Regions from separate parts of the Homo sapiens genome. Here regions 1 and 2 are each linked to region 3. A link is a loop called in an ENCODE intact Hi-C map of the cell type or tissue named here. Cell type or tissue: Caco-2. All regions are shown on one strand. Region 1 overlaps CNBD2 (cyclic nucleotide binding domain containing 2). Region 2 has its middle 16 kb from the start of EPB41L1. Region 3 holds the start of NORAD (non-coding RNA activated by DNA damage).

Region 1 (8,000 bases), 55 kb before region 3:
CAGGCCTGGCTAATTTTTGTATTTTTAGTAGAGATGGGATTTCACCATGTTGGCCAGGCTGGTCTCAAACTCCTGACCTCAGGTGTTCCACCCTCCTCGGCCTCCCAAAGTGCTGGGATTACAGGCATGAACCACCGCGCCTGGCGGGGAACTCATTTCAAAATGCAAATTCTCAGGCCCACCCAAGAGCTACTCAATCCAAAACTCTAGGAGGAAGGGCTCAGTGATCTGTGTTTTAACAAGGCTTCCAGGCGATTCCAATGCACACTGATGTAGGAGAACCCCTGACCTAAGGGAGGAATTTTCAAATTTTGGTAAGCATCCAGACATGTAGGGTGCTTCCTGAGGGAGGAATTCTCAAACTTTGGTAAGCATACAAACACATAGGGTGCTTTTTAAAAAGGCAGATTTGCTGTCTCACCCCAGAGATTGATTCATTAACTCTGGAATCTGCATTTGAGCAAGTGCTGTAGGGGATTCTAATGCAGGGGTGCTGAGCCTTCATTCTGAGAAAAATAATGCGGAAGTCACTAAAGGACAGCAAGGTAGGGAGCTCTTGGCCAGAAGATGAATCTGGTTTGTTCCTTACAGTGTTTTATTAAAATCTGATTTAATCATCAATGTGAAGATTTTATATAAAAATTCTGATTTCTGGCTTTTGAGAATTCAGAGGATCAGGCAACAACAAGCCATATTTTGGTACAGCACCCCCTCCCCCACCCCCCGACCCTGGTTGGAAATGAAAAGCACCAGCCCCCTCTAAAGGACTGCTCTTTTCTCTCTTTTTTTTTCCTGCCTGGCCAGCGTTTTTTGAGTGTTCATCTCTGGGAGGGAGATCAAGCTGTCCCGACTCCTGTAGTTTACTCATATTACCACTAGAGGGCAAAATCAGCTGCGGGTGGCTGGACACCCCTGGGACCTCAGAAAGCTAGAGAAGATTTCCTGATGGCATCGAAAACTTAATGCACACTTTCAACTCATTTCTAACAGTTTATCACTGGGGGACACATAGTGGAACTGTTCTCTCCATAGATGCAATTAAAGACCTACTAAATACTTGAGGAAACCGGGCTCATGTTGTTTCTCTGGCACCTGCAGTTCCCCTATAGCTCAAAAAAAAGAAAAAAAAAAGTATGCAGTAAAGATTTCAAATCTAAACTTTACAGCTTCATAAATTTTTATATATGTATACACCTGAGTGATCATTACCCAAATCAAGATAAAAAACATTTCCACTACTCCAGAAGGCTCTCCTGTGCTCCTTCCTAGACAAAATCCCCCCACAAAGCTTAATACTCTTAAGACTTATGTCACCACAGGTTACTTTTGCATGTTTTTGAACTTCATATAAATGGAATCATACAGTGTGTATTCCTTGTTTCTGACTTCTTTTGCTCAACTGAATATTTGTTATTTTTAATTTTATAAATTATGGTGTGCATAGAATAATATGTGACCATTAAACATGATACTATAGAACCATATTGTTTGGCATGAAAAGAGGTATTTGATATATTATTGAGTTTCTTAAAAAGTTACAAGAGTCTGTTTTATGTAAATGAATTCGTTGATGAAAAATTGTAGATATACATCTTATATGTTCATAGAGAAAAGTTTGAAATAATATTCACTAATATGTTACTACTAGTTATTTCTGAGTGTCAGGATTAATGTAGTTTTTATCTCTATGTTTTTATGTCTGGTTTGAATATTTTTAAACTTTCAATTTTGGAATAATTTTAAATTTATAAAAAAATTATAAGAACAGTACAAAGAACTCCTGTAGCTGGAACTACAGGCATGCACCACCATGCCCAGCTAATTCAGCTAATCTTTTTTTTTTTTTTTTTTTTTTTGGAGACAGAATTTCACTCTTCTTGCCCAGGCTGGAGTGCAATGGCATGATCTTGGCTCATGGCAACCTCCGCCTCCTGGGTTCAAGTGATTCGATTCTCCTGCCTCAGCCTCCTGAGTAGCTGGGATTACAGGCATGCGCCACCATGCCCGGCTAATTTTGTTTTTTTTTGTTTGTTTGTTTTGTTTTGTTTGAGCCAGAGTTTTGCTCTTGTTGCCCAGGCTGCAGTGCAATGATGCGATCTTGGCTCACTGCAACCTCTGCCTCCTGGGTTCAAGCGATTCTCCTGCCTCAGCCTCCCGAATAGCTGGGATTACAGGCATGTGCCACCACACCCGGCTAATTTTGTATTTTTAGTAGGGACGGGGTTTATCCATATTGGTCAGGCTGGTCTCGAACTCCCGACCTCAGGTGATCTGCCTGCCTCAGCCTCCCAAAGTGCTAGGATTACAGGCGTGAGCCACAAGGCCGGCTTAATTTTTGTATTTTTAGTAGAGACAAAATAATTTTGTGTTGCCATGTTGGCCAGGCTGGTCTTGAACTCCTGGGCTCAAGTGATCTTCCCACATCAGCCTCCCAAAGTGCTGGGATTACAGTCCGTGAGCCACCGTGCCTGGCTTATATTTAGTTCTTATGCTTCTTCAGTTACTTGAACTTCGTATGGTGAGTAAATAACATTTTCATTTAAAAAAAAAAAAAGAAAAAAAAAAAGCACCAGGCTGGGCGTGGTGGCTCACACCTGTAATCCCAGCACTTTGGGAGGTCGAGGCAGGCAGATTGCTTGAGGTCAGGAGTTCGAGACCAGCCTGGCCAACATGGTGAAACCCCGTCTCTACTAAAAATACAAAAATTAGCCGGGCATGGTGGCACATGTCTATAATCCCAGCTACTCAGGAGGCTGAGGCAGGAGAATCGCTTGAACTCAGGAGGCAGAGGTTGCAGTGAGCCGAGATTGCCCCATTGCTCTCCAGCGTGGGTGACAAAGTGAGACTCCATCTCAAAAAAAAGAAAAAAGAACCTGAAACCACTTGCATTAAGCAAATAAAACAAAATGGGATAAGATGCAATTAAGAGAGATTTTCTTCAAAGCCTGGCCTACCTGGAGCCTTAGGGGTTAACCCTTTTCCTATGTCCCTTGCTGTGTTCAGGGCAGCTGTGAAGTCCTGCGGCTGTTGGACCTTGGGGCCTCCCCTTCCTACCGTAGATGGATCTGGCAGCACCTGGAGCTGATAGATGGCAGACCTCTGAAGACCCACCTGAGTGGTAAGCTGCCTTGGCCTGTCTGACAGCAGGGGGCGCCTGGGCCTGTCCTGTTTCCAGTTCCCAGCACATAGAGCCTTAGAAATCTAGTCAGCCAGCCTGACAGCGTATATCATCTGCACCCTTCTACCAGCGGTGGAAACCCAGTCTGCAAGGCCCTGCCCTCCTTTCCAGCCTTTTTTTTTTATTGAGCCTTTTCCCTTTTGCTGTTTAGGTTCTCCCACGTGACCATCAACTCCTTGCCTCACATATCCCCCACCCTTTTTTTCACCCAGCTCTCTTCTGCTTTTTAAAATTTATTTATTTATTTGTTCATTCTGTCTCTGGATTTGCCTGTGATGGACTTTTCATATAAATAGCATCATACATTATTTGGCTTTTTGCATCTGACTTCCTTCACTGAGCACCATGTTTTCAAGGTCTATTTATGTTGTAGCAGATATCATTTCTTCATTCTGTTTTATGGCTGAATAATATTCTAATGTATGCATATACCACATTTTTTTTGTCCACTTATCAGTTGGTGAACATTTGGATTGTTTTCACTTTTTGGCTGTTTTGAATAATGTTGCTATGAACATTTGTATGCAAGTTTTTGTGTGAACATATTTTTCAGTTCTCTTGGGTATTACCTATATGCCTAGGAGTGGAATTTCTGGGTCATATGGTATCTTAGTCAGTTTTCTATTTCTATAACTGAATATCTGAGACTGGGTAACTTATAAAGAAAAGAAATTTATTTCTTATAGTTCTGGAGGCTAGGGAATCTGAGGTCGAGGGGCTGCATCTGGTGAAGGACTTCTTGCTGGTGGGGACTCTTCAGAGTCCCGGGGCAGCAAAGGGCATCACATGGAGAGGGAGCACTTCTGTCTTTGAGATCTTAGACTACACATTCTTCCTTGAAGAAGTCTTCCTGGTTTCTCATGCTGGACCAGATCTTCCATCCTCTGCTATATGCCATTCTAGTACCCTTCAAGTACCATTCAAGTACTCTTCTGTGTTATATAACCCCACTGAAATCATACAACTGAGTCTGAAATGCTTATTAAACATCTGTTTCCCTTGCTAGAATATAAGCTCTATGAAGGCTTTGCATTCCCAGGGCTTCGTATTATGCCTGGCATCTAGCAGGTGCTCAGAAGTGAATTACAGAGTTAATGGATAAACATATTTTGGCTGCTGTGTGTGGTTTGGACACATCCTAGGCTGTGAATGTATGCGCACTCTCCACAGCCTTATCCCAACTCAGTAACAAGTATGAATAACAGTGATCATTTATTGAATTCTAATTGTATGTTTATTATATTGGGCTTGACTGTTTATACATATTGCATAATTCTCATAATAGCTCTCTTTTTGTTTTTTTTTTTTTTTTGGAGACAGAGTCTCACTCTGTTGCCCAGGCTGGAGTGCAGTGGTGCAGTCTCAGCTCACTGCAACCTCTGCCTCCCAGGTTCAGGCAATTCTCCTGCCTCAGCATCCCGAGCAGCTGGGATTACGGGCACATGCCACCATGCCCGGCCAATTTTTGTTTTTTTAGTACAGATGGGATTTCACTGTGTTGGCCAGGCTGGTCTCGAACTCCTGACCTTAAGTGATCCGACTGCCTCGGCCTCCCAGAGTGTTGGGATTACAGGCATGAGCCACCGCACCTGGCCTAATAACTCTTTAAGAAGGTACGATTGTACCATCTGACACATGAGGAAACTGGCTCATAGGGCAAATAAGTAGCAATGTAGGACTGTAGAGTTGGGATTCTAACCCAGGCACAACTGGTTCCAAAGCCCAGACTTTCTTCTCTTCATAAATATCTCCAGCCTTCTTCATTCTCCATTTCCTGTTGTTGGACATAGACGTTGTCAAGTAGCAGCCTCTAGAACTGGCCAGGGTGATAACCAGGCTTGCTGATTCTAGGGTAGTATTGTTTCCATTCACAGCTCTGTAATGGCATTTTTATTTATTTTTTTCCCCTTCCATCCTCTGCAGATCTTTTTGTGTCACCCACTTGGGTCAAGGACCCCAGCCCTCAACAGATATTTGCAGTGGCTCAGATGTCTTATCTCTTACCTCCTGCTCAGTACTGGCATGCTTCCCCCCACTTCCCTTGAGATTGTAATCTGTGTATCCTGGGGCCTCCTCCCCAAGGATTGCCTTATAGATATAGCAGTCCTCCTGAGATTAGAACTGAGGCCAACACAGGGTGGCGAGGAGAAGGGCGGAAAAAGGAGAGGTTGGAGCTGAACAGAGCTGGGTTTGAGTCCCATTTATTAGCTGGGTAGCTTTGGTGAGTACTCAAAGTCTCTGGGCCTGGTTTCTTCATATCTACCTTGGGTAGTGTCATGGTTAGCAGCATAGGCTTGGAGTCCACTGCTTCTGTTTGAATACAGGGTCCTTCTCTTATTAGTGATGTGATACTGGGCAAGTGGGCCCTATGTCTAAGTGCACCAGTGCCCTCAGAGTCTGTAAAATGTAAATAATGGTCCGTACCTCGTAGGATTGTAATGACATTAAGCAAATTAATATATAAAAACTCTTAGAACACTACCTGGCTGCATAGGCAGATGGCAGATGTTTGTTATCATTACCACAACAGGCTGCTAGGAAGGCAGAGTGAGATGATGTATGCATGAGGCCTTATAAGTACTCAGTAAATGTTTCTTCTCATGTCAATTCTTGTTTGTCACTTTTCCACTGTCAATCCACCAGAGAAAAAGTTGCATCCCACAAATTTTGATATGTTGTATTTTCAATGTTATTCAGTTCAAAATACCTTTAAATTTCTCTTTTGATTTCTTCTTTGACCCATGGAATATTTAGAAGAGTGTTTAGTTTCCAAGCATTTGGGGGATTATCCACCTATCTTTCTGTTACTGATTTCTTTTTTCTTTTTCTTTTTTTTTTTTTTTTTTTGAGAGGGAGTCTCGCTCTGTCACCCAGGCTGGAGTGCAGTGGTACAATCTCAGCTCACTTCATCCTCCACCCCCCAGGTTCGAGCAATTCTCCTGCCTCAGCCTCCCGAGTAGCTGGGATTACAGGCATGCACCACCAAACCCAGCTAATTTTTGTATTTTAGTAGAGATGGGGTTTCAGCATGTTGGCCAGGCTGGGCTTGAACTCCTGACCTCTGGTGATCTGCCTGCCTCGGCCTCCCAAAGTGCTGGGATTATAGGCGTGAGCCACCACGCCTGGCCTCTGTTATTGAATTCTAAGATAACATACTTTATATGATTTGAATCCTCTGAAATGTATTAAAACTTGTTTTATGGTCCAGAATATAGTCTGTCTTGGTAAATGTTTCATTTGCATTTGAAAAAAACTTGCTGTTTTGGGGTGCAGTGTTCTATGAATGTTAAGTAGGTGAAGTTGGTTGATAGTATTGGTCAAGTCATCTGTACCCTTATAACTTTCTGTCTACTTGCTCTATCAATTGTTAATAGAGGCTGGCGTGGTGGTTCACGCGTGTAATCCCAGCACTTTGGGAGGCCAAGGCGGGCAGATCACCTGAGGTCAGGAGTTCGAGACCAGCCTGGCCAACATATAGTGAAACCCTGTCTCTACCAAAATAATACAAAAATTAGCTGGGCATGGTGGCGCATGCCTGTAGTCCCAGCTACTTGGGAAGCTGAGGCAGGAGAATTGCTTGAACCCGGGAGGCAGAGGTTGCAGTAAGCCAAGATCACGCCACTGCACTCCAGTCCGAGCGACAGAGCAAGACTGTGTCTCTCAAAAAAAAAAAAAAAAAAAAAAAAAATTCTTAATAGAGTTGTTAAAATCTCCAGCCATAATTATAGATATATTTTTCTCCTTGTATTTCTGTCTGTTTTGCCTCATATATTTTGAAGCTCTTTTATTATATGCATAGATGTTTGGGATTGAACTCTTAATTATTATGAAATGAACTTATTTGTCCCTGGTAATATTCTTTGCTCTAAAACCTACTTTTTCTGATGTAAATTCAGCCACTTCTTTTGATTTAGTGTAGCTTCCTCTTGATTAGTATTAGTTTGGTATATCTTTTTCCATCCTTTTGTGTTTAACCTATTTGTGTCTTTATATGTAAAAGTGAATTTCTTAAAGGCAGCATATAATTGGATCTTGCTGAAAGACCCAATTTTTATTGAGATGCCTAATCATTGACATTTAATGTTAATATTGATTATGGTTGGATTTGACTCTACCATCTTGCTATTTTTCTTTCTATTTGTCACATCTATTCCCTTTTTCTTCTGTTTTTCCCTGCCTTTTGGATTATGTATTTTGTATAATTCAATCTTATTTTCTTTGTTGGCTTATTAGCTGTTTGTGGTATTATTTTCACAGTTGCTTTATGATCATTGTATATACTTTTAACTTATCACAGTCTACCTTTAAGTGATATTATACCACTTCATGTATAGAATCAGAATCTTACAATGATATATTTCCATTTTCTCCTCCTAGATATTATGCTATTGTGATATATTATACTTTAATGTATATTAAAAACCTTACCATACATGGTTATTACTTTTGCTTTAAACAAGTATCTTCTTTTTTTTTTTTTTTGAGACGGAGTTTTGCTCCTGTTGCCCAGGCTGGAGTGCAATGGCACGATCTCGGCTCACTGCAACCTCCACCTCCTGGGTTCAAGTGATTCTTCTGCCTCAGCCTCCCTAGTAGCTGGGATTATAGGTGCCTGCCACCATGCCCAGCTAATTTTGTGTATTTTTAGTAGAGACAGGGTTTCACTATGTTGGCCAGGCTGGTCTTGAACTCCTGACCTCAGGAAATCCACCTGCCTCAGCCTCCCAAAGTGCTGGGATTACAGGCATCAGCCACCATACCCAGCTTAAACAAGTATCTTTTTTGTATATTTAAAAAATAATAAGAAAAGACTCTTATGTTA
Region 2 (8,000 bases), 87 kb after region 3:
TGGTATTGATGGTTTGACATTCTAGGCCATCTGGTCCCAGAAGGTACTGTGGGGCAGGAGACCAGCTCATGGTGGAGACCAAAGGGTGGGTGAGTTGGCAGCCCTAGTTTTTTCTATTACATTTATTCCCACGAGAATAGAGATTGCTTGGACTGTGTCCCACTGAACATTTGCAGAACAACTTACCCAGGCCATGGAGTTGAGAATAAAGAGTGGAGGAGGTAGTTTCCAGGCTGTTCCTGCAAGGTTACTGCCCAGCCTGGGCTATTAGCTCCTCAGGGGTCCAGGTCTGTCATCTACCTTGCTCCAAAGGCTGCATTGGTCTCAGGTAGGCAGAAGCAATGGCTGCACGTCTGTCTGTGGGAGTCTGTGAGGGTGCCTAAGCATAATAAATAAGAACACTATTTTGTGTTTTCTCTGTCTTTTTTTTTTTTTTTTTTTTTTTTTGAACCAGGGTCCCACTCTGTTGCCCAGGCTAGAGTGCAGTGGCTTGATCACGGCCCACTGCATGCAACCTCCACCTCCTGGGTTCAAGTGATTATCCTGCCTCAGCCTCCCGAGTAGCTGGGATTACAGGTGCATGCGACCACATCTGGCTAACTTTTGTATTTTTAGTAGAGACAGGGTTTTGCATGTTGGTCAGGATGGTCTCAAACTCCTGGCCTCAAGTGACCCGACCACCTCGGCCTCCCAAAGTGCTGGGATTACAGGCGTGAGCCACTGCACCCAGCCTACTTTGTATTGTCTATTATCACGGCCTGCAACCCACTTTCCTTGAAATATTACGTTTACTTCTCTTAAAACCATATGAGGTATGTATATGGTCATTCCCATTGTACAGTTGAAGAAACTGAGACTCAAAAGGTTAAGTACTTTCCTTCAGATCACACAATCAGTGAGGGATAGAGGGGGATTTGGGATTCTGCCTCCAGAGCCCACGGTCTTGGCCTTAGGGACTGATACCACATGGGCCGAAGCAATAAGCATGAGGTCAGGAGTCAGCGGGTTTGGAATCCCCCCTCTGCTCACCATCTGTGTTTCCTTGGGCAAGTTACTTTATCTGTCTGGATTTCCGTTTCTCTCTCCATAAAATGGGTATATTAATACCTGCCAGTTGGGATTGATTTAAAGGTCACTGAGATGATGGGAAGTGCAAGTGTCTAGCCTGTGGGCTTTCACCTCTTGCCCCTGCCTCCTTCCTGCTTCCCTCTACATATCTGAGGCTCTGGCCACCCTGGAGGTCTCCCACGCATAGCTCTTAGCTTAGGCCTTTGCACAAGCTGCTCTTCTGCCTGAAAGTTGCTGTCTCTGCCTGTTGTTGTAAAGATAGACTTCCTTCACATCTAGACTTCGATCCTTTACTGTTTCCTTGAGGATTCTGGAAAGGGGAAGGGGTGAGGTAGGTTCTCCCACAGGCCTGTTCAGTGATTATCAGGACAACCCCTCGGTAGGGGCAGAATTGAGGGTAGCAGGTAGGGTCCTGAACACCCTGGAAATATAAATCCCTCCAGAAAATTTCCTCCCTTTATACTTGACAGCTTAGGAAGGGCGTGCATATGAGGTGAGTGTTTCGTCTTTGGATCATTAACCTTCCTATTACTGTGGTCTCACTTTTTCAGTTCCCCCTATTTCTTTGGCATCATCTCATGGCCTTTTACTTTCTTGTTTGGTTTTCTTGCTAGAACTTACAAAAAAATTTTCAAAATTGTGGTAAAATATACAGAACCTAAAATTTACCACCCTGACCACTTGTTTTTTGAGGGAGGGTCTCTCTCTGTTGCCCAGGCTGGAGTGCAGTGGCATGCCCTTGGCTCACTGCAACCTCTGCCTCCCAAGCTCAAGCGATCCTCCCGCCTCAGCCTCCTGAGTAGCTGGGACTACAGGCACATGCAACTGTGCCCGGCTAAGTTTTTTTTTTTTTTTTTTTTTTGGAGAAACAGGGTTTCACCGTGTTGCCCAGGCTGATCTGGAACTCCTGGCCTCAAGTGATCCAACTGCCTCAGCCTCCCACAGTGCTGAGATTATAGGTGTGAGTCACCATGCCTGGTCCATCTTAACCATTTTTAAGTAAGTGTACACTTCAGTAGTGTTGGGTAGGTTCATATTGTGTAACACCATCACTACCACCATCTTCAGAACTTTTAAATCTTTTTTCTTTCTTTTTTTTTTTTTAGAGATGGTGTCTCGCTCTGTTGCCTAGGCCTGAGTACACAGGTGCAATCATAGCTCACTCCATCCTTGAACTCCTGAACTTCAGCAGTCCACCTGCCTCAGCCTCCTGAGTAGCTGGGGCTACAGGTGCATACCGTGGTACCTGACTAATTTTTTTTTTTGTAAAAATGGGGTTCTTCTTTTGTTGCCCAGGCTGGTCTTGAACTCTTGGCTTCAAGTAATCCTCCTGCCCTGGCCTCCCAAAGTAACGGGATTACAGGTGTGAGCCTGAATTTTTTAATTTTTTAAAATTTACTTTTCCACGGCAGAGTATTGTTCTGTTGCCTAGACTGAAGTGCAGTGGCACGATCACTGCAGCCCCAACCTCCCAGGCTCAAATGGTCCTCCCATCTCATCCTCCCAAGTAGCTGGGACTACACATGCATGCCACCATGCCTGGCTAAGTTTTTCTTTTTTTCCTTTTCTTTCCTTTCCTTTTTTTTTTTTTTTTGAGACAGGGTTTCACTCTGTTGCCCAGGCTAGAGTGCAGTGGCTCAATCTCGGTTCACTGCAACCTCTGCCTCCTGGGCTCAAGGGATATTCGCCCCTCAGCCTCCCAAGTAGCTGGGACTACAGGCATATGCACTATCACACCTGGCTAATTTTTTATTTTTTGTAGAGACAGGGTTTCATCATGTTGCCCAGGCTGGTCTCAAACTCCTGACCTCAAGTAATCCGTATGCCTCAGCCTCCCAAAGTGCTGGGACTATAGGCATGAGCCACTGCGCTGGGGCAGCTAATTAAAAAAAATTTTTTTTGGATACAGATTGGGTCTCACTATGTTGCCCAGGCTGGTCTCAAACTCCTGGGTTCAAGTTATCCTCCTGCCTCAGCCTCCCATAGTGCTGAGATTATAGGCATGAGTCACCGCACCCAGCCTGAATACTTTTTTTATGTTTTGAGACTGAGTTCCGCTTTTGTTGCCCAGGCTGGAGTGCAATGGCGCGATCTTGGCTCACGGCAATCTCCGCCTCCTGGGTTCAAGCGATTCTTCTGCCTCAGCCTCCTGAGTAGCTGGGATTACAGGCATGCACCACCGTGCCCGTCTGATTTTGTATTTTTAGTAAAGATGAGTTTTCTCCATCTTGGCCAGGCTGGTCACAAACTCCTGACCTCAGGTGATCTGCCCGCCTCGGCCTCCCAAAGTGCTGGGATTGCAGGCATGAGCCACCATGCCCAGCCAAATTTTTTAATATGAAAAAAGTGAAACTATATCCATTAAACAATAACTCCCATTTCCTCCTCCCCCAACCTGTGGCAGCTGCCATTCTCCTTTCTGTAACTGCAAATTGGACTAGATACCTCAGATAAGTGGAATCATACAGTGTTTGTCTTTTTGTGACTGGCTTTTGTTACTTAGTATAATGTCCTCAAGTTCACCCATGTTGTCATATGTATCAGAATTCCCTTCCTTTCTAAAGCTGAATAATATTCCATTGTATATATGTACAACATTTTGTTTATCCACTCATCTGTCGATGGACACTTGTTGCTTCCACCTCTTGGCTATGTGAATAATGCTGCTATGGCCTTGGCTGTACAGAGATCTCTTTGACACCTTGCTTTCAATTATTTTGGATATAGCCTCAGAAGTGGAATTGCTGGGTTGTATGGTTAGCACTTTTTTTTTTTTTTTTTTTGAGACAAGAGTCTCGCTCTGTCAGCCAGGCTGGAGTGCAGTGGCACGATCTCAGGCTCACTGCAGCCTCTGCCTCCCAGGTTCAAGCAGTTCTCCTGCCTCAGCCTCCCGAGTAGCTGGGATTACAGCTTCTCCACCCCGCCCGCTAATTTTTGCATTTTTAGTAGAGACAGGGTTTCACCATGTTGGCCAGGCTGGTCTCGACTCCCAGCCTCAGGTGATCTGCCCGCCTCAGCCTCCCAAAGTGCTGGGATCACAGGCATGAGCCACCACATCCAGCCAGCACATTTTTTAAAGCCACTATTTATTGCATGCTTAATATGTGCCAGGAACTGGGTTAATGATTTGACATATATTGCCTCACTCAATCCCTGCGTCCACTCTGAGTAGTAGGAAGAATTATCCCCAGTTTGTAGCTGAGAAAATAAAGACTCAGAGAGGTTAAGTTATTTGCTCAAAGTCTCACAGCTAGGAAGCTTTGGAACATGCACTGGAGCTTTGACCTGCCGCCAAAGCCTTGCTTTTAACTATTGTGACATGCTGCCTCCCAGTGGCCTCTCTCTCCACCTGTCTATAGAATTTTCTGCCTCTGTTGTGTCCCATTTTTTTTTTCTCTCTTGCCTTGTGTGTGTTCACTCTCTCTGGAAACTTTGAACAACTTAAGTAAAGGCCCTTTGACTGCCAAGAAGTTTTGTGAGTTGGAAACTTAGAGCGGGAGGCCTGTAATTTGCTTTCTAATCATGGTCCTCTGGATTTATAGCTGCCTGTCTCCCAGTGACTGACAGGCTCTTATTCAGCCTCTTGTGGTGATTGCCTTGTGGATCCACAGAAAGCCGGCCCAAGAGGGCCAGCTTCCTGGGTACAGGGACGCTGTACCCCCAGAGAGGCAGTGTGGGAAGGGAGACGGCCCGGCTAGGCCAACGAGGATTCTCTTGGCTCACTGATTTCCTAGCAACAACAGAGGCAGAAAATTTTACAGAAAGGTGGGAAAAGAAAGGCTATGAAGTAGATTCCAGTACAATTGCCTTTTTCTGATTTTCAAAACTATCAGAGCAAAAATATTCCTAAATTTGTTTCGAGTTTTATAAGTTCAAGCCAGACTTACGGTTTGCATGATAGTCAGTTATCTTTCTGTCATCCTTTAAAAAAAATTTTTTTGTTATGCAAAATTTCAAACATACATAAAAATAAAGAGTATAGTGTAATGCACTTCTGTGAACCCATTGCCTAGGTTTAGCAATGATTAATACATAGAGTCACAGCTTGTCTATCCAATAACACAGAAGTTTAAATTTTTCCTCATTCACAGCACTAGCTCAGCGCTTCAGACCTAGTTGTTGCTCAGTAAATAAATAGATGCTGACTGATTACAAAGCCCTTCCCCTCTCTGGGTCTCAGTTTCCCCATCTGTGCAGTAAAGGGATAGGATTAAGTGCTTTCTTCTTATTATTATTTATTTATTTTTTTTAAGACGGAGTTTCACTCTTGTTGCCCAGGCTGGAGTGCAATGGTACGATCTGGGCTCACCGCAACCTCTGCCTCCTGGGTTCAAGCGATTCTCTTGCCTCAACCTCCTGAGTAGCTGAGATTACAGGCATGTGCCACCATGCCTGGCTAATTTTGTATTTTTAGTAGAGATGGAGTTTCTCCATGTTGGTCAGCTGGTCTCGAACTCCCGACCTCAGGTGATCCGCCCACCTTGGCCTCCCAAAGTGCTGGGATTGCAGGCATGAGCCACCGTGCCCGGCCTAGGTGGTTTTTTTTTGTTGTTGTTGTTTGTTTGTTTGTTTTTGAGACAGAGTCTCGCTCTGTCACCCAGGCTGGAGTGCAGAAGCGCAATCTCTGCTCACTGCAACCTCTGCTTCCCAGATTCAAGTGATTCTTGTGCCTCAGCCTCCTGAGTAGCAGGGACTACAGGTGCGCGCCACCACACCTGGCTACTTTTTGTATGTTTTTTTTTTTTTTTTTTTAGTAGGGATGAGGTTTCGCCATGTTGGCCGTGCTGGTCTTGAACTCCTGGCCTCAAGTGATCCAACCACCTTGGCCTCCCAAAGTGCTGGGATTACAGGCATGAGCCACCGCACCCAACCAGGATTAAGTGCTTTCTAAGAGACATGGTAGTCAAAGTATACACTTGGATGTCAGACACAATTGTTTTTCCATTTATTAGCTAGGTATCTTCAGGCAAGCTGAGTCTCAGTTTTCTCATCTGTAAAGTGGGGATATGACTTCTCAAGGGTGGTTGTAAGCACTGAATAAAGTAGCTGTTTTGTTGCTAATACTTTTATTATTGCTATTTTGAATATTAATATTCTGGTTGGAAGAATCCGTGTATTTCAGAAATGCAAAAATAAAATTGGAATGGACTAGAATTCATGCCCTAGGATTTGGCTTCTTTTTTTGTCCCAGTCAGCAGATAATCAGAAGCCCAAGAAATGAATAGTGCAAGAGGAGGCCCAGAGTGAGGGCCATCCAGGCTGATTTCATCTCCTCTCTTCCCCTGCCCCTGCCGTGTGTGGGTGTCACAGCCCCCACCCCCATGAGAGAGCCCGACTAGCCACCCCCTCCCCTAATGAGACAGGCCCAAGATGGAAGAGCCCACAGGTGGAGAGGGTGGTGCTGCAGGATGTCTCGTTGCTAAGATTTCCGAGGAGGCAGCAAGAGCCTGTTTCCAAAGCTGGGAGGGAATGATGGGCTGATGAGTAGATGTAGGGCATGTGGCCCCAGATGGGGTTTTGTGGGATTCTGGGCAAGGGACAGCAGCTGGGAGAAGGCGCTGGGGGCAGGAGGAGGGTCTTTGTAGAATATGGCCCCTTTCATAGACTGTGGGCTCAGGATTACGTGTTCATTTCTTCCATTTACCTCCTTATCTGTCAATATCAGACCTGCATGTGAATCCTGATTCACTCTATGACCTTTGGCAAGTGTTGTGCTGCTGTACTTGCTGGCCCTCAGTTTTCTCACCAATGGGAGGGCTAAGTGAAACATGTATAATAAAGTGCTCTGTAAAAAGGAAGACAAAGTAGAAATGTGAAGGTTCACTACGACTGTCATCTTTATTATTTTTTTTTTCTTTTACTGTCAGATGAGGGAATGGGACTCTGTTAGGTTTCTATGCATGAATAGGGAGCCCTGGAGGGTACTTCCGCTGTGAGGGCCTGTGTCAGGAGACTGTGGGAATTGGCTAGATGGGCCCCATTAGTGAAACTCCAGGGAACAACTGAAGAGGGCAGCAAAGTTCAAAGCCAGAGAGGCAGCCCAAGGGGGGCTGTGGTTGCTGAAAGGTGGGGGCTCTAGTGAGATTCTAGGAGGGACCTTCAATGGTTCAGGCCAGAAGCTTTGAGAGAGGTGAAGGTAACAGACCTTTCTTATATAAATATGTTTACACATATATACCAGAAAGTAAGCAACAAAACAAGACCCAAATGTACACAAAAGAAATAATTCCACTATCATAAAACAACGTCTGGTAACATGTTTTAAAATATTTCCTGTTTGCTTTTTTCTAGGCATGTACACATACATACATATTTTATAGAAATTGGGGCCAGGCACGGTGGCTCACGCCTATAATCCCAGCACTTTGGGAGGCTGACGTGGACAGATCACTTGAGGTCAGGAGTTCGAGACCAGCCTGGCCAACATGGTGAAACCCTGTCTCTTCTAAAAATACAAAAATTAACCAGGCGTGGTGGCGGGGCACCTGTAATCCCAATTACTCGGGAGGCTGAGGTGGGAGAATTGCTTGAACCCAGGAGGCGGAGGTTGCAGTGAGCCGAGATCATGCCACTGCACTTCAGCCTGGGCAATAGAGCAAAAACTCCATCTCAAAAAAAAAAAAAAAGAAAAGAAAAAAGAACAAAAAACGTATTTTGTAGAAATTGGATCATTTGTTACGTACCATTTTGTCTCTGCTTTTTTACCTGTATTGTGTTAAGAACATGATTATATAGCCACATATAGATCCACAACATTATTTTGTGTGGCTGCGTAGTATTTCAGCATATGTATGTATCACTATTTTTATAACGTAGCCACTATTATTGGACATATATATTAACTCCAATGCTCTACTTTACTCCTGTATACAGTGCTTAGACAAATGTTCTTATAGCCACATCTTTGTGTCATTCATTGTTCCCTAAGGATC
Region 3 (8,000 bases):
ACAGGCATGCGCCACTGCGACAGGCCGTTGTACACTTTTAAACACCTAGAAAGACTAGATGTTTCAAACTGGACTTAAGTTTTCCATTATATACACAGTAGCATTGAATAAATGGTATACATACATAACACAGACTGTAATTTGAGTGTCTTCTAAATAGGAACATTCTGGCCTAGAACCCTTCCCTTTCCCACCTCTACCAACCCCGTGGACAGCTATAAGCCATCTGTAATGCTTAGGGGGGGTTTTAACAATTTCACTTGTTTTTAAGAAGTCTTCCCTATGAATTTTAACACAAAGTGTACTCAATGTAGTAGTTTACTAATTCTACTTTTGTCATATACTGGCAACCTTTTTAACATCGACTAGACGTAAATTAGGACTCCTATGTCCGCTTATATACACTATATACACAGCACAGTAAATGAAAATGCAGACATAAGGGACAATGGTCAATGTGCCTCCTCATAAACACACTGGACACTGGTAGAAAGCCCTTTGCACTTTGTGCTCCTCCTTCCCCCTGAACCAGCACAAATATCAAAATGGGTACTGCTCAGAGAATTGATCAATTTCCAAGACAATATTTCATATCAAAAGGATAGCTACAAAATGTGTTATTTACTACCTCTACTTTTAACATACTTTGTGCACTTCTAAACATCTAGAAAGACTAGATGTTTCAAATAAGGACTTAAGTTTGTCCGCTATATACACAGTAGGGTTGAATAAACTACACACATGTAACAATGGTTATATCTGATAGTGTCTTCTAAATACGAACATTCTGGTCTAGAACCCTTCATTCCTTCCAACTCCTCTCCACCACCAACCTGATGGATATAGGCACGTGTCACTTAGAGCTGATGTTATCTCACTTCCAAAAGTCCTTTTCAGAAGACAGCCTTTCTACAAATTTTAACAAAGTGTACAAAATGTGTTAGTTTACTAACTCTACTTCTGTCATACATTGGCAACCTCTTTAATATCTAGAGACTAGATATTATAAAATCGGGACTAATTTGTCCGTTATATATACAATATATACAGTATAGCAAAGTTAAATGAAATGCATGTAACATATACACAATGGATTAAGCTGAAATTTTCTAATAAACAATGGCAAAACACCATTTGCAATTTCTTCCCTCCCACCTCCCAGGTGGTTCAACAATTCCACTTCCAAACAGCATTTCCCATCAGTTTTTAAAAGCTATTTACAAAGTGTTATTCTACTACCACTTTTAAATACATCAAGCACTTCCAAATATCTAGAAAGACTAGATATTTCATATAACTTGTCCACCACATACACAGCACTGTTAAATAAAATTGCACACACATAACAATGGTTATCATCTGAGGTATCTTCTAAATGTGGCCATTTTGGCCTTGAATCATTCCCTCCTCCCTTCCTTCTCTGCCTTCAATCCAGTGGACAAGTACAGGCACGTGTAATGCTTAGAGATGGTCAAACAAATTCCTATGCAAAAGTCTTTACAGAAGACAAGTTTTCCTACGAATTTCAACACAAAGTGTACAAAATATGCTAATTTTACTCCTTTGTCATACACTGGCAACCTCTTTAACATCTAGAGACTAGATGTTGAAAAATTAGGACTATTTGTCCATTATATATACTATATACAGAGCAAAACAAAATGCACAAAACATATAGAAAAATGGTGTCTGAAAATGTCCAAGTATGAACACACTAGTAATATTACCTTTTGCAATTTCTTCCCTCCTACCTCCTCTAAACTATTGAACAAGTATAGACATTACTATACTGTTCACAAAGGTGGCTTCACAATTCAATTTCCAAAAGCATTTCCTATGAATTTTAGCAAAAAGATATTTACAAAGTGGTATTTTACTACCTATACATTTAACATACATCGGGCACTTCTAAACATCTAGATAGACTAGATGTTTCAAGTAAGGAGTTAATTTGTCTACTATGTATACAGCAGTCTTGAATAAACTGCAAACATGTAACAACAGTTATAATTTGAAAGAGTCTTCCAAATGTGAACATTCTGGCCTAGAACCCTTCCCATCTCCATCAACCCAGAAGACATCAAATTTTCAGAAGACAATCTTTCCTAGGACTTGTAAAACAAAATGTACAAAATATATTAGTTTACTAACTCTACTTTTGTCATACACTGGCAACCTCTTTAACATCCAGAAAGACTAGATGTTGTCAATTAGGACTCGTCTGTCCTTTATGTACACTATATACACAGATAAGTAAAACAAAATGCACAGACATAATGATTCATCTTGCCTCGCTGTAAACAGGATGGCATAGAGCTCTCTGCACCTCCCCCTCCTCTCTCCTCCCCTGAACCACTGCACAAACACAATGAGTATTACTCAACAGGTGATTTGGCCATTCCCCCCCAAAAATATTTCCTATGAATTGTAACAAAAAGGTATTTACAAAATGTGATTTTGCTACCTCTAATTTTAACATATCAGGCACTTCAGAACATCTAAAAAGAAGAGACATTTCAAAAAAGCTTAGCATTGTCAACTATATACACAGTAGTGAGGAATAAAATGCACACAAAACAATGGATAGAATATGAAAATGTCTTCTAAATATGACCAGTCTAGCATAGAACCTTCTTCTCTTCCTTCTCAGGTCTTCCAGCTCCATGTCATCTAACCCACTTAACAAACGTGGACGTATCGCTTCCAGAGGCCGTCTTAACAACTCCATTTCCAAAAGTCATCTCCAGAAGACATGTATTTTCTATGATTTCTTTTAAACAAATGAGAATTTACAAGATGTGTAACTTTCTAACTCTATTTTATCATACGTCGGCAACCTCTTTCCATCTAGAAGGGCTAGATGTGACAAATGTTTTCTATTAAAAGGTTGGGGTGGAGTTGAGAGCAGCTTTTTCATATTATATACACAGGCCTTCCATAAACGGCCAGTAAATCTTCCCAGAGGGTGGTGGGCATTTCCAACGGGCCAAACGTGGCCTGTCATTCTACCATTTCTCTCTTCCGACAGCAAAGTCTGGTAGAATGAAGACCAACCGCCCGATGGCCGCTAACCGTTCCACCCGTCGTCGTTCGGGACTTCGCTCACCTTCCAGGCCCCTTAAGGCCTTTGTCCGTTGTCGTCAGGACTAGGTAGGTCTCGCCCAATGGCGACAGAGTGGTCACCCGGGAACCGGATCTGCGCGGCTCCGTGGCCTAAAGAGGCGGCCGAGCCTGCTTGCGTCCCTAGGCCGCCTTCCCGGGCCGTCCACGCCTTAATGGCCTCCGCCGCGCGGCGTTCGAGCTGCCGCCATACTTCCCGGCCCACCACGCCCAGCGCCGCCCAAAGGCGCTGCGTCCCGGCGGCTCTGCGGGGGTTTCGTCGAGGCTTGGGTCGGGAGACCCGGGTGCCGGCGGGGTCCGGGCTGGGAGACGCCACGGCCGCCATTAGTCACCGAGGTGGGGTGGGAAAGAGAGGTTCGCTGCGGCTTCAAGGTCTGGGCACAGCCAGTGGGCGGGCACAGCCAGTGGGCAGCCACAGCAGAGGCCTCCGTTATCTGCAGGGCAGAGGGCTCGGCCTGTCCCGGGGCCCCCCAGTTCACCCGCCGGCCCGGGGCCGGAGGGCCTGGAGGGCCCTGGAGGAGCGGGCTGCGTTCTGCGTCTCTCCGCGATCTCTGCCGGACCGGAACTGACTTGGCAGTTCTCTGCGCTGGCAAGAGAGGAGCGGTACCGGAAGTGCCCTTGCGCTGGGGGCCCGCGAGCCGTGGTTCCGGGTCTGCAATGTTCCGGCGTGGGGGTGGGGAATGGGGAATGGGGTGTGGTCACGTGGGGTTAGGGCCCCCTCCACCCCGCTTGCTCTTCGCAACGGAAATTGCTACTGGCCTCAGAATTCCCTGAGCAAACGTTGCTTCTCTATCTCCTTACTCCTCCGGTGCTGGATAAGAAGACTCCAATATTTCATTTATTGACTCATTTACCACCTGTTTACCGAGCACCTATGTGCCTCTAAGCACGGGGGAGTGCAGCAGTAAAGAAAAAAACACAGGAAAATTTCTGCTCTCCTAAAATTTACATTCTAGTAAGGGAAACAACAATAAACAAGATCCTTAAAATGCATAAAAGGGTAGATAGCGAAAGTGCTTTGGAAACATAAAAAGGAAAGAGGAATATGAAGTGCAGGTGCGGAATGCTTTATAGTACGGCCAGGTGACTCTGGAGCAGAGACCCGAAGGAGGCGAGGGGATGAGCCATGCTTGGAGATGTCTGTAGGGGAACAGCTTATGCACAGGCCACAAAGCCGAAGCATGTGGGCCAGGCCTGTTCCAGGAACAGCAAAGAGGCTGGGGAAGAGAGGAGAGAAATGGGACCATGGGAGGGAGTTGAACTGCAGTGCGGGAGAGCTGAAGTGGAGGCAGGGGCAGAAGCAGGGAGACCTGATAACTGACTGTTGCAATCAAGCAGGTGAGCTATGATAGGGACTTATGCCAGGGCGACGACAGCAAAGGGGGCAAAAAGTGGTTGAATTCAGGGGTTGACATAAGCTCAAGTCTATAAGATTTGCTGACGGACCAGATGTGAAGTGGGAGAGCGAGAACTGAAAGATGACTCCACACTTTTTGGCCTGAGCAAATGAAAAGGCAGCCGCCTTAAGTGAGATGGAAGAAACCATGGGAGGAGCAAGCTTTGGGGAGAACACCAGGAGCTGAGTTTTAGGCATGTTAAGTTTGAGATGTCTGTTTGACATTCAAGTGGAAATGTCAAGCAGACAGATGGATTTATGAGTCTGGCATTCAGGGAAAGGTTTGAACTGGAGATGAATCTTTGGGAGTCGTCAGCATATAGATGTCTTTAAAACCTTGAGGCTGCATGAGAGAACCAAGAGAGGGACAAGGTCTGAGGTCTGATCCCTGGGTAACGTTTACAGGTCAGGGAATGAGAAGGAACCAGCAAAGGAGACTGAGAAGCGACCAGGGTGGTAGGAGAACAACCAGGAGAGTGTGGTGTCCTGGAAGTAAATGAGGAAAGTGTTTCAAGGGGAATTTATCAACAGTGTCAAATGCTGCTGATGTGTCAATTAAGATAAGGTTGGAAATGACACTTCCAGCTTTTAGAATTAATGCTGTGATGAACTTCCTCGTGAATTTTCACATTTTGTGTAGACTTCTGAATTCCTTTGGGTTTTTTTGTTTTTTGTTTTAGATGGAGTCTTGCGCTGTCACCTAGTCTAGAGTGCAGTGGCGCGATCTTGGCTCACTACAACCTCCACCTCCCAGGTTGAAGTGATTCTCCTACCTCAGCCTCACGAGTAGCTGGGATTATAGGCGCCCGCCACCGCGCCCAGCTAATTTTTGTATTTTTGAGTAGAGACGGGGGTTTCACCATGTTGGCCAGGCTGGTCTCGAACTTCTGACCTCGTGATCCACCTGCCTTGGCCTCCCAAAGTGCTGGGATTACAGGCGTGAGCCACCGCCCCCAGCCTCTGAGTTCCTTTGTTTGTATTTGTATTTTTATTTTTTTTTTTTGAGGCAGAGTCTTGCTCTGTTGCCCAGGCTGTAGTGAAATGGTGCGATCTTGACTCACTGCAACCTCCACCTCCTGGGTTCAAGTGATTCTCCTGCCTCAGCCTCCCAAGTAGCTGGGATTACAGGCACTCGCCACCAGGCCAGGCTAATTTTTTGTATTTTTAGTAGAGACGGGGTTTTACCCTGTTGGTCAGGCTGGTCTCGAACTTGTGACCTCAGGTGATCCACCCACCTTCGCCTCCCAAAGTGCTGGGATTACAGGTGTGAGCCACCGCACCTGGCCTGCATTTTTATTATTTTTAAAATTATTTATTTATTTATTTATGTTTGAGACAGGGTCTCGCTCTGTCATCCAGGCTGGAGTGCAGTGGTGCCATCTCGGCCCACTGCAACCTCCAACTCCTGAGTTCAAATGATTCTCCTGCTTCAGCCTCCCAAGTAGCTGGGACTACAAACGTGTGCCACCATGCCCAGCTAATTTTTGTATTTTTAGTATAGATGAGATTTCACTGTGTTGGCCAGGCTGGTTTCAAACTCCTGACCTCAGGTGATCCACCTGCCTCGGCTTCCCAAAGTGCTGGGAGTACAAGCATGAGCTACCACCACTGGCCCTGAGTTCCTTTGGATACAATTCTGGAAATGTAAAGAAAGATCAAAGGATTAAGACTCTTGATGCAGACTCAGACATGATTCCCAGGAGGAAAATCCTGCAGTCAGAAAGGCCTTGCTGGTGGAAGGTGGACAGGAGAGGTGGCGAGAAGTCCAGGGGCTCTAGTCCACAATGAGATGACAAGGCCCTGAGCCAGGAGAGTTGCACAGAAGTAGAAAACCGGTGAAGTGAGTGTTTCTAGCATTTCAAGAGAAGAAGCCAGTGGGCTGAATACCTGAGAGAAGAGGGAGGAGGGGAAGGAAGAGCCATGGATTATACAAGTTTCAAACACTAGCGCTAATGGGTAGTTTGGTAGTTGATACATTAGCCAAGACAAGGAGTAGGAGAGGCTCCTGGTCCCCTTTCTGAGCTTCCCACCGCCTAAGCAGCCAAACATGTGGGTATTCCTGGAACCTAAAGATGAGGATGATGAAAAACATGTATACATCCTGCTTTCTTTTTCTTTTTCTTTTATTATTTTTTTTCCGAGACGCAGTCTTGCTGTGTCTGGGCTGGAGTGAAGTGGTGTGATCTCGGCTCCCTGCAACCCTCGCCTCCCAGGTTCAAGCGATTCTCCTGACTCAGCCTCCTGAGTAACTGGGATTACAGGCACGTGCCACCACATCCCTTTAATTTTTGTATTCTTAGTAGGGATGGGATTTCACCATGTTGGCCAGGCTGGTCTGGAACTCTTGACCTCATGATCCGCCCACCTCGGCCTCCCAAAGTGCTGAGATTACAGGCATGAGCCACTGTGCTCAGCATACATTCTGCTTTCTACCTGATAGCTCTACTTGAATGTTCCAACAGTATCTGAAACTCCTCTTGTGCAAAACAAAACTCTTGGTATCTCCCCAGAGCCTGCTCTTCCCTATCAGTAAATGGCAGTATCATCCACCTGTTTCCCAAGTAATATGGTTTGGCTGTGTCTCCATCCAAATCTCATCTTGAATTGTACTCCTATAATTCCCACACGTTATGGGAGGGACCCAGTGGGAGATAATTTGAGTCATGGGGTGGTTCCCTCATACTGTTCTCATGGTAGTGAATAAGTCTCATGAGATCTGATGGTTTTATCAGGGGTTTCCGCTTTTGCATCTTTCTCATTTTCTCTTGCTGCTGCTGTGTAAGAAGTGCCTTTCACCTCCTGCCATGATTCTGAGACCTCCCCAGCCATGTGGAAATGTAAGTCCGATTAAACCTCTTTTTCTTCCCAGACTCGGGTATGTCTTTATCAGCAGCGTGAAAATGGACTAATACACCAAGTAATTCTCGATCTCCCTTGATTCCCCATTCTCTCACTTCCCACACGGCAACCATCCCCAGTCCTATCTGCCTCCTAAATATATTTCAAATACAGCCAATTCCCTGTGCTGTCCATTATAGTAGCCACTAGCTACGTGTGCCTATTTAAATTGTAATTCATTAGAATGACATGAAATTAAAAATTCAGTTCTTCAGCCACACCACCCTCATTCCAAGTGCTCAAGAGTCACAGGGAACTAGGAGCCAGTGGCTACCATATGAGCACAGGTGGAGAATGTTCCCACCATCCCAGGAAGTCCCATTGACAGTGCTGATCTGTATCCAAATCCAAGCTAGCAACGTCTTTCATTTGGATGACTCTAATAGCCCCTTAATTGTTGTTGTTCTGGTTTCTACTGCTCTCCCTTTCTAATCCGTTCTCCCTACAGAAGCCAGAATGAACTTTTAATCAAAAATCAGATCTTATAACTCTCCTGTTTAAGCCTTCAGTGGCTTTTCATCACACTTAGAACAAAATCAAACTTATTTCCACGACCACTGCCTTCCATGACCTGCCCTTTGACCTG

What was found. Peaks named below come from ENCODE experiments on the same cell type or tissue, not always from the same donor. Only the 100,000 strongest peaks of a DNase experiment are listed, where the experiment ranks them.
Region 1: a loop joins it to region 3, with 4 times the contacts of the local background. A loop is called at or near these places in 18 of 110 quality-filtered maps.
Region 2: a loop joins it to region 3, with 6 times the contacts of the local background. A loop is called at or near these places in 21 of 110 quality-filtered maps.

Annotation. Positions count from the first base shown.
Region 1 is chr20:35,992,035-36,000,034 of GRCh38, forward strand. CNBD2 (cyclic nucleotide binding domain containing 2) reads left to right here. Exons shown (of 12, transcript NM_001365709.1): 8 at 3,004-3,118. Among named protein-coding and RNA genes, the nearest start is that of CNBD2, 27 kb to the left of the region's middle. In Caco-2, CTCF peaks have their summits at 887 (motif pointing right) and 3,142 (motif pointing right); DNase peaks (open chromatin) are centred at 857 and 3,147.
Region 2 is chr20:36,134,431-36,142,430 of GRCh38, forward strand. It overlaps a transcript of EPB41L1 not described here. Among named protein-coding and RNA genes, the nearest start is that of EPB41L1, 16 kb to the right of the region's middle. RefSeq lists an enhancer at 4,446-4,495. In Caco-2, a CTCF peak has its summit at 4,410 (motif pointing left); a DNase peak (open chromatin) is centred at 4,371.
Region 3 is chr20:36,047,274-36,055,273 of GRCh38, forward strand. It overlaps NORAD (non-coding RNA activated by DNA damage), which reads right to left and starts at 3,687. Exons shown (of 1, transcript NR_027451.1): 1 at 1-3,687. RefSeq lists enhancers at 2,684-3,883, 3,364-3,935, 6,930-7,109 and a silencer at 3,423-3,632. In Caco-2, no CTCF peak of the experiment used is centred here; DNase peaks (open chromatin) are centred at 3,358, 3,758 and 4,314; H3K4me3 peaks cover 2,872 bases.